Regions from separate parts of the Homo sapiens genome. Here region 2 is linked to region 1. Evidence: chromatin contacts called from ENCODE Hi-C data. All regions are on one chromosome and are shown on one strand. The core of a region is the stretch at or near the end of the contact, and the rest is flanking DNA. Distances in the headings are between cores, read along the strand shown.

Evidence for each region. Hi-C counts contacts between places; a loop is a spot of excess contacts on that map. Pooled maps may share reads with other maps.
Region 2: a loop to region 1 is called in a pooled map of right cardiac atrium, with 2.6 times the contacts of the local background. The contact joins two enhancer-like sites. A Hi-C loop is called at or near these places in 1 of 168 maps with a recorded cell type or tissue (psoas muscle), 3 of 37 single-sample maps with no recorded cell type and 11 of 50 pooled maps.

The regions. Positions count from the first base shown.
Region 1 is chr2:20,415,210-20,421,724 of GRCh38, reverse strand. It overlaps LOC105373465 (a long non-coding RNA gene), which reads left to right. Exons shown (of 5, transcript XR_001739317.2): 3 at 2,838-3,114; 4 at 5,661-5,757. Among named protein-coding and RNA genes, the nearest start is that of RHOB, 29 kb to the left of the region's middle. Within about 2 kb of position 2,569, at least 19 of the 41 ENCODE cell types and tissues checked have a DNase peak (open chromatin) inside an H3K27ac peak, as active enhancers do.
Region 2 is chr2:20,958,195-20,964,709 of GRCh38, reverse strand. No RefSeq gene overlaps it. Among named protein-coding and RNA genes, the nearest start is that of APOB, 83 kb to the left of the region's middle. RefSeq lists an enhancer at 1,607-1,656. Within about 2 kb of position 2,634, at least 2 of the 41 ENCODE cell types and tissues checked have a DNase peak (open chromatin) inside an H3K27ac peak, as active enhancers do.

The sequences.
Region 1 (6,515 bases), core at 1,320-3,819:
GAGTCCATCCAAGGGAGTGAGTCCTACACTCCTATTCAGCTCTGGGAGCCACAGCCTGCTCAAAGAGCATCTGAAGCCACCGAGGCAAGCAGCAGACCTGGTGGCCCCGCTGTGAGCAAATTAGCTCATCTTCCTGGGACCCATAGAGCCGTCGGCCATTCCAAAATATCAGCCTCTTCGCTGGTTTCCGCCCAGCTGCCAAGGGACTACCCATGGACTTGGGGGTTGACCTTTCACTGCCTCCAGCTCATGGGGATGGACTTCCGCTCTAAAGGCAAGGGAGCATTGCCAACCCCTGCCACTCCAACAAGAGGGAGCTGTTCTTTTTCACTGTAGGGATTAAAACTCACAACAAAAACACTCAAGAAGCAGGCCAGGCACGGTGGTTCACACCTGTAATCCCAGCACTTTGGGAGGCCAAGGCAGGCAGATCACCTGAGGTCGGGAGTTCAAGATCAGCCTGACCAACATGGAGAAACCCCATCTCCACTAAAAATATAAAATTAGCCAGGCATGGTGGCACATACCTGTAATCCCAGCAACTTAGGAGGCTGAGACAGGAGAATCGCTTGAATCTGGGAGGCAGAGGTTGCAGTGAACTGAGATCATGCCATTGCATTCCAGCCTGGACAACAAAAGCAAAACTCCGTCTCAAAAAAAAAAAAAATACCCAAGAAGCCCCAGCTCCAATGCACTGTCAGAGCCTTCCAAAGTCCTCTTTTGTCACCACCTCATGGGGGTGGCTTCCAGTGACTACCGAGCAGACCATCAGACACTTATTCTCTGGTCATTCCAGGCATGTGACACATTGCCAGCCACTGGCATTGCCAAGAAGCTTGGGACGGACTGCTACCATAGTCACCTCAGGGGCATTACAAGCAGATGTGCCCGAAGTACTAGAAAGTTAATATCTATTTACTCATTTATTTTTGAGATGGAGTCTTGCTCTGCCGCGCCCAGGCTGGAGTACAGTAGCACCATCTTGGCTCACTGCAACCTCCCCCTCCTGGGTTCAAGTGATTCTCCTGCCTCAGTCTCCCAGGCAGCTGGGATTACAGGCACCTGCCACCACGCCCTGCTAATTTTTTGTATTTTTAGTAGAGACGGGGGTTTCACCATATTGGCCAGGCTGGTCTCGAACTTCCGACCTCAGGTGATCCCCCCCGCCTCGGCCTCCCAAAGTGCTGGGATTACAGGTGTGAGCCACTGCGCCTGGCCAAAGTTAATATTTATATTATCCAAAACCAGAGGTTCTACAGGAACAAGTATTTACTTCCCTTTGTACAGAGGCCCACCTGCTAGGGCAATGGTTAGGTGCACATGACATAAACCAGGCAATGTTAGAGGTACGTGCATATGGTATCTTTGCAGGGGTAAGGGATGGTTTTAACATAGGCCTTGGAGATTTCTAGGAGATTGGTCATTTCCTTAAACAGCTTATTTCTGGCATGAAAAACTTCCATCTTCAACACTCTTACTCCCTCCCATTACTTCAATTTCTACCTTTACTCCTAAATATGCAGCTACAGCCTTGACTTGGTTCTCGAGCTCCAGATTTGGCAAACTCACCTATCGCCACAGAGAAGTCTCACGGCCAAGCTGAATAAAATAAAACGCTTCTCTTTGCTGTAAGCCCACTCCTCCTCCCATCTTCCCTGTTCCTGTGAGCCATAACACATTCACCTCATCATCAAGGGTCACACCCTTAGAATCCTCACCGACAGCTCCTAACCCACAAGCAGGAAGGCTGGGCAGTGCACCCTCACTGCTTGTCTCAGACCCCTCACGTCCCTCATACCTACTGTCACAGCCCCAGGTCACCTAGAAAGCTGCTCTCCTCCCTCCTTTTCTTACAGCACAACGAGCCAGATTCATCTTCCAAAGCACCGCTGTCCTCTCCAAGCTGCAGTCTCTCACTCTCTTGCCCTTAGAGTAAGTCCGAATGCCTCACCCGGGCCTCCATGATCCAGCCAAGCTGCCCTTGCAGCCTTTCCTCCCCGCACCCCACCGGCATCCCCTGGGCTGCCCAATCAGCCTCCACCAGATTCCCAGGCAGGGGAGCCACGGGGGAATGTCCAGTGTTGGAGCTGGAAGCCAGGGACGCTGACTTTAGAACTGTCTGGTTGCTGTGGAGCCTCATGGAGTCTTCCCAGGTCTGTCTCCCTGTTTGAGGCTTGCACTCCAGAGGCCCCTCTGGGCAATAATGAACCACCGGGAGTGGTGCCGGGATCGCAGACAGAGATGGACTGCCTGGAGCAGGGTCACCAGGACCAAGGCAGTAACTCAGGTCTGTCAGCGACTTTGTCCACTTCGTCTGTCTCTCAGGCAATTCCTAGAGCTGTGGGAGGGCCCAGGACATGCCCACACCCAGCCACAGTGAGAATGAGGCTGGTTGCTCCTCACTTCTGTTAAATCAAACTAAATTTGGCCTGAGAAAGCCTCTGTACTCACATACTTGAGTTCTTACTTAGGAACAACAAGCTAACTTAGTACCTAAACAAACTGAAAACTCAACTCAGCAGTATGCTTCTGTAACAATGGCTGAGTCTCAGCCAGTCGCAGGCGGCCAGCTGTTCAGACCTTGTACCAATGAGGAAAACGCTGAGCTGTAACTAACCCAGCTGTTTCTGTAGCTCACAATTCCTGTATGTCACCTTCCTTTTTCTGTCCATAAATCTTATCTGACCATGTAGCAGCCCTGGAGTCTCTGAATCTATTCTGATTCTGGGGGCTATCAAATTCAGAAATCATTTTGGTTGTTTTTTTTCTTTTCTTTTCTTTTTTTTTTCAATTAAACTCTGTTAAATTTAATATGTCTAAAGTTTTTCTTTTAACAGATTTGGTGTCAGAAGTGAGAATACAGAGTAAAACTTCAGCAACCCCCAGGAACACCAGGGAACCAGACCAGATACCTGCGAAGCCAGCTGTGCCCACTGATTTCTTGTTTGTAACTGGAGGTCGTGGCTGAATTTTCTCTCAGATTCCAAGATCCAAGAATTTGTGTTCTCAGCTCTCCAAGTTTGTTTGAGCAATCTTTGGACTGGGCTGGGTTTGGGATTGGATTGGATTCAATAATCAACCGGATTAGATTCAGTTAGAGGCTGAGGGCCTCAGGTGGGTACCTTTTTGGTAATGAGTTCATCTCAATTCAAAGAGCCTGGGACTCCACATTCTGGGACTCCAGCTACTTTTATGTATAAAATTATGGGCCCAGAACATGTGCATTTTCAGAAAAAATGGGTTAACCTCACTGAGACAACTTAGAAAAGATAATGGGGAAGTTTTAATTTGGTTAAAATTATTTATTTGCAAGTCATATGAGAAAAAAGGAATCAGAATCCCACATAAAAACAATAGTATGTATCCTTTAATTAGTATAGGAAGATCTAAAAGACTGAACAAATCAAAAATTGCATCCGTAAAAGATTCTTTGCAAAAAGCAAGTGAAAATCTTAAACAACAGACTAAGGACATCATAAAAGAGGACTAAGGCCGAGCACAGTGGCTCATGTCTGTAATCCCAGCACTTTGGAAGGTCAAGGTGGGAAAATTGCTTGAGTCCAGGAGTTCGAGACCAGCATGGGCAACATAGTGAGACCTCATCTCTACAAAAACATAAACAAAATTAGCCAGGTATAGTGGTTTACACCTGTAGTCCTAGCTACTTGGGAGGCTGAGGTGGGAAGATTGCTTGAGCCCAGGAGGTTGAGGCTTCAGTGAGCCAAGATTGCACCACTACACTCCAGTCTGAGCAACAGAGTGAGATCCTGTCTCAAAATAATCATTAATAGTAATAACAATAAATTACAATAAATTATTTTTGTTGTTGTTTTTTTGAGATGGAGTTTTGCTTTTGTTGCCCAGGCTGGATGGAGTGCAGTGGCACGATCTCAGTTCACCACAACCTCTGCCTTCCGGGTTCAAGCAATTCTCCTGCCTCAGCCTCCCTAGTGGGCTGGGATTACAGGTGCATGCCACCATGCCTGGCTAATTTTATATTTTTAGTAGAGATGGGGTTTCACCATGTTGGTCAGACTGGTCTCAAACTCCCGACCTCAGGTGATCCACCTGCCTCAGCCTCCCAAATTGTTGGGATTACAGGCGTGAGCCACCACGCCCGGCCTATAATAAATTAATTTTTAAACTTTCCACTGGTAAGATACTTTGAAAAGAAACAAGGACTATGTTCTTACTGAACTAACCACAACTGTTTATTCTCTTTATCCATCCCCAACTAAATATTCTGAGTCCACTAACCTTGCTAAATTACCCTTTCACCCTGAAGAATATTGACAAAAGAGAAGGCAAACAGATGTCTTTACAAAGTAAGACCTCTGATCAGCCAGGCCTTCCTGCTGTAACCACTTTAACTCCATGATCTAAAATTGAGCTTAGAGCCATTGTAAAAGACTTCCCTGATGCAAGGAGAAACCCTCAAAAATTTACTGAGGAATTTAGAATCTTCCTAGGAATGGAGGATCCAGGACTCCTTGACCTTTACCAATTTATTCACATGATATTGGGACCTGGCAAATGGATGCCAGCAACAGAATGGAACACACATGAGGAGGATATTAAAGACCCCTCCAAGACCTCCTCATGGGAAGGGCCAAAAGGAGCATGAAAAAATGCTGAACCCCTTCTAGATTCAATTTCTAAGATTTTTCACACATTTTTGTCTTCTGGTTTGCATGATGGACCAATCACATTCACCAAAAATTGATTGGTCCATGATGCAATCCTGCAGACAAGAAAAAAAAAAGATGAACCAGTTTCACATTATAGAACTCACTTAGAAACACTATTTCAGAAACATTCTGGGCTCAACATATGGCAAGGAGCATTTCCTGCAGAGACTGAAACGGCATAAACTGTTCTATTTATAAGCAGATTTTGTCCTGAACTTAGCAGTTTAATTAAAAAACATAAACCTAGATGGGAAGTGACAGATATGACTGAATTGGTGGCTGTAGCTGAACATTTTGAAAGGGCTCTACAGGAAGAAAAAACCCAAAGATTAACAAGCCTATGTCCCTTCAACCTTCAAAAAGCTGCAACCTGTGAAGTTTTTTCAACCAAGAGGTCCTGAAACAAGAGGTCCCAAAGTATCTCCCTTTATTGCAAATGACTAGAAAAGAGACACTGGAAAAGAAATTCTCCATTTTTCTGACAGTCCACCAATAAGCCTCTTTCCTTTAGGCTAGAGAGAGCCCAAGAGATTTTAGCTCTCGTGATAATTGACCAGACTCTAAGAGAGTCCCCTGATAAAGTGCTGCCCATAACACCTCTAAATAAACATAGAGAAACAAGAGTTAGAATAAAGGAAATCTTGTACAATCCTGGTGGATACCAAAGCCTCCTATCTACCATAAAGCCACTTTAATAGATCAACAAATCGCTGAGAGTAAAAACGTTATGTTTTTTGCTGGGGGTTTTGAATGAAGTTCAAGAGGTTCCTATGTTTGAACTCGTTCAATGGACTTTGGGGCCATTTTCAGAAAAAACATACTTTTGTACTGTGGGATACTACTCCAGTAAACTTCCTAGGGCAAGACTTACTTTCAAAGCTAAAAGAATGCGGGCAAGATGGCGGATAGAAGGCAGGACTAGCTTGCAGCTCCGGCTCAGAGGAGACTCACCTCGTGAACTTTTTCTCCAAGAACTACTGCAGGACCATACCAGAAAAGCTCAGAGAATCCACAGACCCTTAGAAGGAACTAGATCACTGCTGCGGGGCCCCTGAGATGCCGGAAAACTGTGAGTCTGCTTGCTTTCTCAATGGGGAAGCTGGTGGTCTAGGGCAAGTTCTCAGCCCTGGTCACCACCTGTCTGTTAATAGACTCCATGCTGTTGGGGGGCCACAGTGGGAGTGAGACCAGCCTTTAGGACTGCAGGCTGCATGGGAGTGGGGTGAGGTCTGTGATTGCTGGCTTTCCCCCACTTCCCTGGCGACCAGTATGACTCAGGAGAGGCAGACATGCTCCCCATGGGAATACAAATCCATTGGACTGGGAACCACACCCCCATCTCCCACAACAGCCACAGCATGCCCCACCCAAGGAGAGTCTGAGCTCAGACATGCCTATCCCTGCCCCCACCTCGTGGTCTTTCTCCACCCAGCTGGTAGCAGAAGACAAAGATCATAATCTCTTTGGGAGCTCTATGGCCCTGCCCACTGCCTGAGAAACCTGCATACTTAACCAGGTGTCTCTAGGGCAAGTTTACATCCTCCCTATACGATTGCAGCTGATGTGCTCTTGAAAGCCCCACCTCGGGAGGCCGAGGCGGGCGGATCACGAGGTCAGGAGATCGAGACCATCCTGGCTAACACGGTGAAACCCCGTCTCTACTAAAAATACAAAAAATTAGCCAGGCGTAGTGGCGGGCGCCTGTAGTCCCAGCTACTCAGGAGGCTGAGGCAACAGAATGGCGTGAACCCGGGAGGCGGAGCTCGTAGTGAGCCGAGATCCCGCCACTGCACTCCAGCCTGGGCGACAGAGCGAGACTCCCTCTCA
Region 2 (6,515 bases), core at 1,385-3,884, 540 kb before region 1:
GCAGTAACACTGATCCATGGCTCTGGGAGCACTGGAGCCAGCTCTCAGCATATTGATTGGCATCGGGGGGGAAGTAAGCCCCTGCTTTGTTCTGCCTCATTATAAACAGTGGCCATTTCCTATCAAGAGAATAAGGGAGGGACATCTTCTCCAGGATGCATTGTGAGGGTTGTAGACAAGTACTCAGATATGCATGTAATGTTTCCTCCCTGTCTTCATTTGTGCCCCCAAATTTCCATGATTATTTCTGTTTTTCTCAAAATGGTTCCAGCATAGGAAGTTTTCAAGGAAAGTGAATCCTGTATCATTATTAAACTAAGAGCTCTGCTTTGAACTTAGCCCAGAAGTCAGACCCACGTCTGTGGAGCAGGCATTTGCTAATCACTTCTTGGCTGCGGTTGACTGGTAATGTCCTCAAAACCAAACCATCATGGGGATTCTTGAAGTCAGAAGGGAAGCAAGTTGTTTAAAAATAAAACACTCCCTACTTTGGGCCCCCAACTCTATAAGATAGCAGCTTAACAGTCTAAATGATTGTTTTGAAATGTGCTTTGACTCCAGTTTTGCTAAATGTTTACTTGGGTCTTTCAACCTCATTGATTAAATATCCTGACTTGATTCCAGGCCAACCAATCCTACCATGTAACAGTGGAGTTCCCTTGCCCGATGTGCTTCATGCATGGTGCACTGTACACTGTTACTTCATAGCTCGGAAACTTCATCTGAAGGGCCATTTCTGAGACTCTACTCATTCATTCATCCATTCAACCTTTTAACACACAATTATTAAGCACCTATTAAATGCAATGGTCCAAGATAATTTGCTATGGGAGATTTGAAGATGCATTGACCATGAATATGAAACCTCTAACCTTGGAGAGACTTCAGGTCCATATTTCTGCAGACAATTGACCTTTATCAATCCCAGGACAATGCTAAGGGACATTCAGTCCCCCTTTGATTTACTAGAAATAAATCTCAGAACAATGCAACATGCTCTTTAAGTAAGAGTTTTTTTTTTTTTTTTAAATCACTTATCTTGCCTCTTGCAAGAGGTTGAGTCAAATGCTGAAGGGAATTTAACTAGAGTCTTAATTGGAAATGCAAAGAGTTGCTGATACCATCAAAAAAGGAAGAAGCTGAGGGAAGTGACAAGACAAGCTCTTCTTTCTAAACATCTGGTCCCACTCTCTCAACAGCTTCATAAAACACTGTTCAGAGCCGGCAGATGCATCAAGAGTACCTGGCATACAGCTACGTACCCTGAAGCAGGTGGACCTCATCAAACTTTGGCTACAAAGTAGTTCCCTATTAGCTTGCCCTTTGATTTACATTCTCGCATGAGAGTATCTCCAGGCAACGCATTTGAACAGCAGAGGCCTTTGCAGAAAACTCACAACACATGTGAGTTTTTTTTTAACATGTGGGATGCTACTCCACCTGGGGGTAAGGCTCACCTTTTGAGAACAAGAAGAGGGGAAAATCTGGACAGCCACAAGCCAGTCAACAAACCCAAATTGGATGCCGTGGCTGCAGTGAAGTATAGAGCTCACCACCAGAGGGCAGCAGTGCACACAGACACAATGTAACCTCCACATTGGAGGAGAAAACAGGTGGAAGAGGAATTAGCAATGTGCCCAAGGCTCACAGTAAGTACACACAGATGGAGGCTCAGAGCCCTGGCCTCTTACTCCCAGCCAGTCCTCCTCCACTTGCCCCCAAGGTCTCAGGAAGAGGTCATTGTGGATGGTTAGGCATCTTTATTTTACAATTGAAGTTGCCTGGTCAGACCTTAGCATCTCCTCCCAGGGAGCATGAGAGCCCTCAGCAATTCTGAGATGCTGGATGCTCTAACTTTTTTGACCTTGACCCATGGTAAGAAATACATTTAACGTTGCAAGCCACTTTTAGTATACTGTCTATCATGTGCAAAACAGCAGCACATTTTTACAAAGCAATACCCTTATTTCTCAATTCTGTCTCTTTTTTTTAATGCTAGACAGGTCTTCATCCACTACTCATATCACACTCTACTAATTGGTCACCAGTGCTGATTCAAAGGGTGGCATGGAGAGTGGCCCTTCAAAGAAAGTAGGCTGCCCCAGTCCTCTGCTCTGTTATCCCTGGATGCTACAGGCCCTGCAAGAGCTTAGGAGGGGTCTAGGGAGCTGAGCTCCTCCCATCTAAGAGGGAGAATCATGGCCCAGGGAAAGTACCATAGATAACCTTAACGGATAATTTAGCTTCATTTTGCCTATGTCATTCCTTCATTCATTCCCTCAGCAAACATTAACTCACCACTGAGAGTTTAGTCCTGTCCTTAGCCAGCCCCTGCCAGGAGGTGGTGACATGTGGTTTTAAACATCCACAGCCTTCTCCCGCAGCCTACAGGTCCCAAGACCTCTGTGGGTCCTGATCCTGAAGTTTGTGTGAAGGAGAAGATGGGAAGAGTGAATGGGGAACAATCTGAGGCAAGAGGACCAGAAGATGCTCATGGCTCAGGGGCTGGACCAGGCAGAAGCTGCAAGGGGAATTTTCTGACTAGAGGCTGGAATCTCAACACATGGGCTCAGAAACAGAGGCTCCATGACGCTTCCTCCTGCCGCCAACCCATGCACCTCCCGACTCAGAAGCAACCCCCCCGCCATGGGGCACAGCTCATAGATCTATTCTTAACGTCTTTCCTGAGACTCTGCCAAGTATTTCACTTGCTCAATTTCATTCCCTTGCTCCCTGCATGTTATTTTATGAAGAAACTCAAACGAGGAGACATCTATCAATTATCAACCCCCAAGTGATCCTAAAGCCCTGCTTAAATGCAAGGGCGAGATTTTAAATCTAATTCCCTGATGTCTGGGGTGAATTCCTGGTGAGGTCCCACAACTAAACAGAGAGCTTCCTGCCTCAATTCTGGAATTCATCTCTGCTAAGGGAAGAAAATGCATGACAATAAAAATCTGCCAAGCCCTAAAGCTAGGGCTCTGTCCTGAGGATGCTAGCTCAGCCCTCTAGCTTGGCACTGTTCTCTCATCTCCCATCTGCAACTGTAGCCCAGAAGACAAAAATGACTCAGAAGAGAACTGGTTCATTGCAAGTGATATTTATTGGGTGTCTACAGGTTGCAAAGCAGTGAATTTAGCATCAAGGAAAATAAGAAGATGAGTTATACCCAATTACTTCTTCAAGTTTTTCCACAGTTGGGTAGAGGAGGTAAGATAAGCCTTGGCTTGAGTAGCAGCCCTCTGAGAACCCATCCCTCTCTCACCCAGGGTACTGGGCCCTTTTTTGACCATGCTTCTTCCCTGAACCTGTTCTTCGCTTACCACATGAGATTGTATTTGTTGGCTCACCTGTCTGCTACTCAAGTAGAATGCCATTTCCTTATGAGCGGTTTGGAGTGATGCTCAGCTACTGGCTTCAAAAAAGAAGGAAGGGGCCGGGGCCCCAGGAATACAGGCACTTGAAGGTGAAAAAGGGAAGGGAATGAATTCATCCCTGTATTAGCTTGTTCTCGCATTGCTGTAAAGAACTACCTGAGACTGGGTGATTTATAAAGAAAAGAGCTTCAATTGATTCACAGTTCCTCAGGCTGCACAGGAAGCATGGCTGGGGAGGCCTCAGGAAACTTACAATCATGGCGTAAAGTGAAGGGGAAACAGGCACATCTTACACAGCCAGAGAAGAAGCAAGAGAGATCGAGGTGCAAGGTGGCTACACACTTTTAAACAACCAGATCTTGTAAGAACTCACTCACTATCACAAGAACAGCAAGGGGGAAGTCTGCCCCCATGGCCCAATCACCTCGCACCAGGCCCCTTCTGCAACATTGAGAATTACAGTTCAATGTGAGATTTGGGTGGTGACACAGACAGTTCAATGTGAGATTTGGGTGGTGACACAGACAGTTCAATGTGAGATTTGGGTGGGGACACAGAGTTGAATTACATCAGTCCTAGAAAGGAATACAGCCTTGCCAACACCTTACTTTTAGCCCAGTGAAGCCCATGTCAAACTTCTACAGAACTGTAAGATCCATGTGTGTTTTTTGAAGCCAGCAAATTGTGGTGACTTGTTATAGCAGCGATGGGAAGCTAAGACAGATTTTGGTCATTTTCTTTGAAACAAGTACTCGTGATTCTCTTCTGTGCTTCAGGGGAGACATCACCAGGTGAGACAAAGGTGACCTTCTCTTGGAAAACCAAGGCCATAGGAAGAATTGTCTGGTTCTGTCCTAGCTGGGAAGGAATTGGAAGCTGGTTCTTTAAGGGACAAAGAGAAGAGGTCTGCCTCCAGGGAGTGGGATCCTGAGGCTGGAGGGTGGAAGGGGTCCCTATCCCATTTGCACACAGAGTTGGAGAGCAGTTGGACCTGCCAGAGGTGCCACGGAGATGTGGCTAGGAGCATCAGGGCTGAGCCTACCCTGGAAGTACCCCTTGCAGAGCTCGGCAGAGTAGGAACAAGGCTGACAGTGGAGCCAGCTGCCTTCTAATGAACCACATGGCCTGGGCAAGAAACCACAGCTGTGCACCATTCACATCTGCAGCTGTGGCCTCTTCCACACTTCTCCTGAATCACAAAGCCCTGAGGTTCTCATATGACAGTGAGGGACAGGGAGCCGCGAAAAGCAACAGATATTAGACATCAACTGTGGTAAAAAGAGTCCTTCTACTAGATTTAGTAGTGCTGTAGAAAAACAAAGAATTACTACCTTTTTGTAGGGGGATGGGGAATGTACACCTGATACATAGTGCCCTCTGATCATCACAGGTGTGAAGTCCTGGCTGAGCAGTGCCAAGCTGAGCCCAGGAGTGATGGTAGGTACAGGGGTGCTGTGCCTCCGGGGTGTCCGGAACCTGCAATGCTGCTGCTCATACCCACACTTGCCTTTCTCCAAACACCAGCCCAGGGCACATCATCGAAGACTCTGAATAAATAAAGCAGAGCAGAGAGTGGAACTCAGTTCTGACTCTGAGCCCTGATTGAGCTTCCGTCATTCTAGAGCTGTGCCTTCTCCAGGGTTGTAAGCAGCATCAGGGTGCCAGGGAGGCCTGTCGGTCAGCAGCCCTAGCTGGCCCTGCCCACATGCCCATCACACCAGGCCATTCTGCTGTTCTGGTGCCACTCTCACCCCTAGGGAAGCCCAGTGCGCGGTCCCCACCTCCTCTGCATGTTGGCTACCTTCTCAGGATGCTGTCTCATGGGTATGTGGGCATCCGCTGCTGCTCACAGAACCCTCGGACCATCCTCCTGCCCCACCCACTGCCAGAAATCTTTTTTTGGATTAAAGGAGAAGGAAGATGGGAAGTCCCTCTGTCTTCATGTTTCTTCCAAAATCTGTCTCCTTCTCTCTCATTTTCTTTCTCTCCTCAAACCTTCCAGACAACCAGCACTATCTTTTCAATAGTTTCAGACTCTTTGGGAATAAAATCCAGGAAGGAAAGTGTATCTTGCAGCAACTTTTGTTTTTAAGCTAACCACAAACACCCCCTGAGATAAGGATGCCCAGGGCCTCTAACTGCTTGAAAAAGGATGGGAAACTGGGAAAATACAGGGAAAGGTAAAAACACCAAATCATATGTTGAAAAAGTTACCCTGACACAATAAAAATAATAGCTGTAATTTCTGCACCCACTTTTTAAATAAATCTTTCTTGAGTGCCCTCTCTCTGCCAGCATCATAGGGTGCCCCAATGCAGTGTTCCTGCTCTGGCAGTCTTTCCTGCTAGGACCGGGAGCCAGACAGCACGCATAGCCAGACAGCACACATAAACAAGAAATAAGAAAACATCCCACCATGGAAAGGGAATAGAGGGCGCTCTGATGGACCAGAACTGGCCACTGCATTTAGAGGGGGCATCACACCCCTCTGGCGTTTAAGCTGAAACCTGAATGGGAGGAAGGACACATAGATAGACCCTGCGCTGAACACCTGTGATTGTCTTGCTCATGTATCCTCCCAGCCTACCTGCAGAATCTACATCCTTATCTCCATTTTGCAGATGACGAAACTAAGGTTCATAGAGATGAAGTTTCTTACCTTAGATAATACAGCTGACCACAAAAGAGCAAGAACCGGACCTGGGGTCTGTCTAGCTCTGAAGCCACAATCCCTTTGAAAATACTAGGAGGGGGAGGGGGATCAGTTGCATCCCTCTTGGAATTTTCCCAAATGTTCTAAACAGAAATTGTTTTTTTCCCACCAGGTGCTGACATTTCAATCTTTCCTCCCTAGTCCACTGGAAAAGGCAGCCGTCCCCCATGTGAGAGGATAAAGTTGTCCAACAGCCCCCGGCTGGGCCTGCTCTGGCTCTGGCTGGCCACCGGCCCACCCTCCGCAGCTCTGCCCTGTGGGCTGGCCGGGTGGGGAGAGAACTCCACAGGCCAGATGGGCTGAGCGGAGCCCAAGGTGGCTGGCTGTGGGTATTCAAGCCTATTTTTATTCACAAAAATCTGTTCTGGATTTTATTCCGCTTTGGGGCAAGGAGAGGTCAACTCTCTTCACCTTTGCTGTAAGAT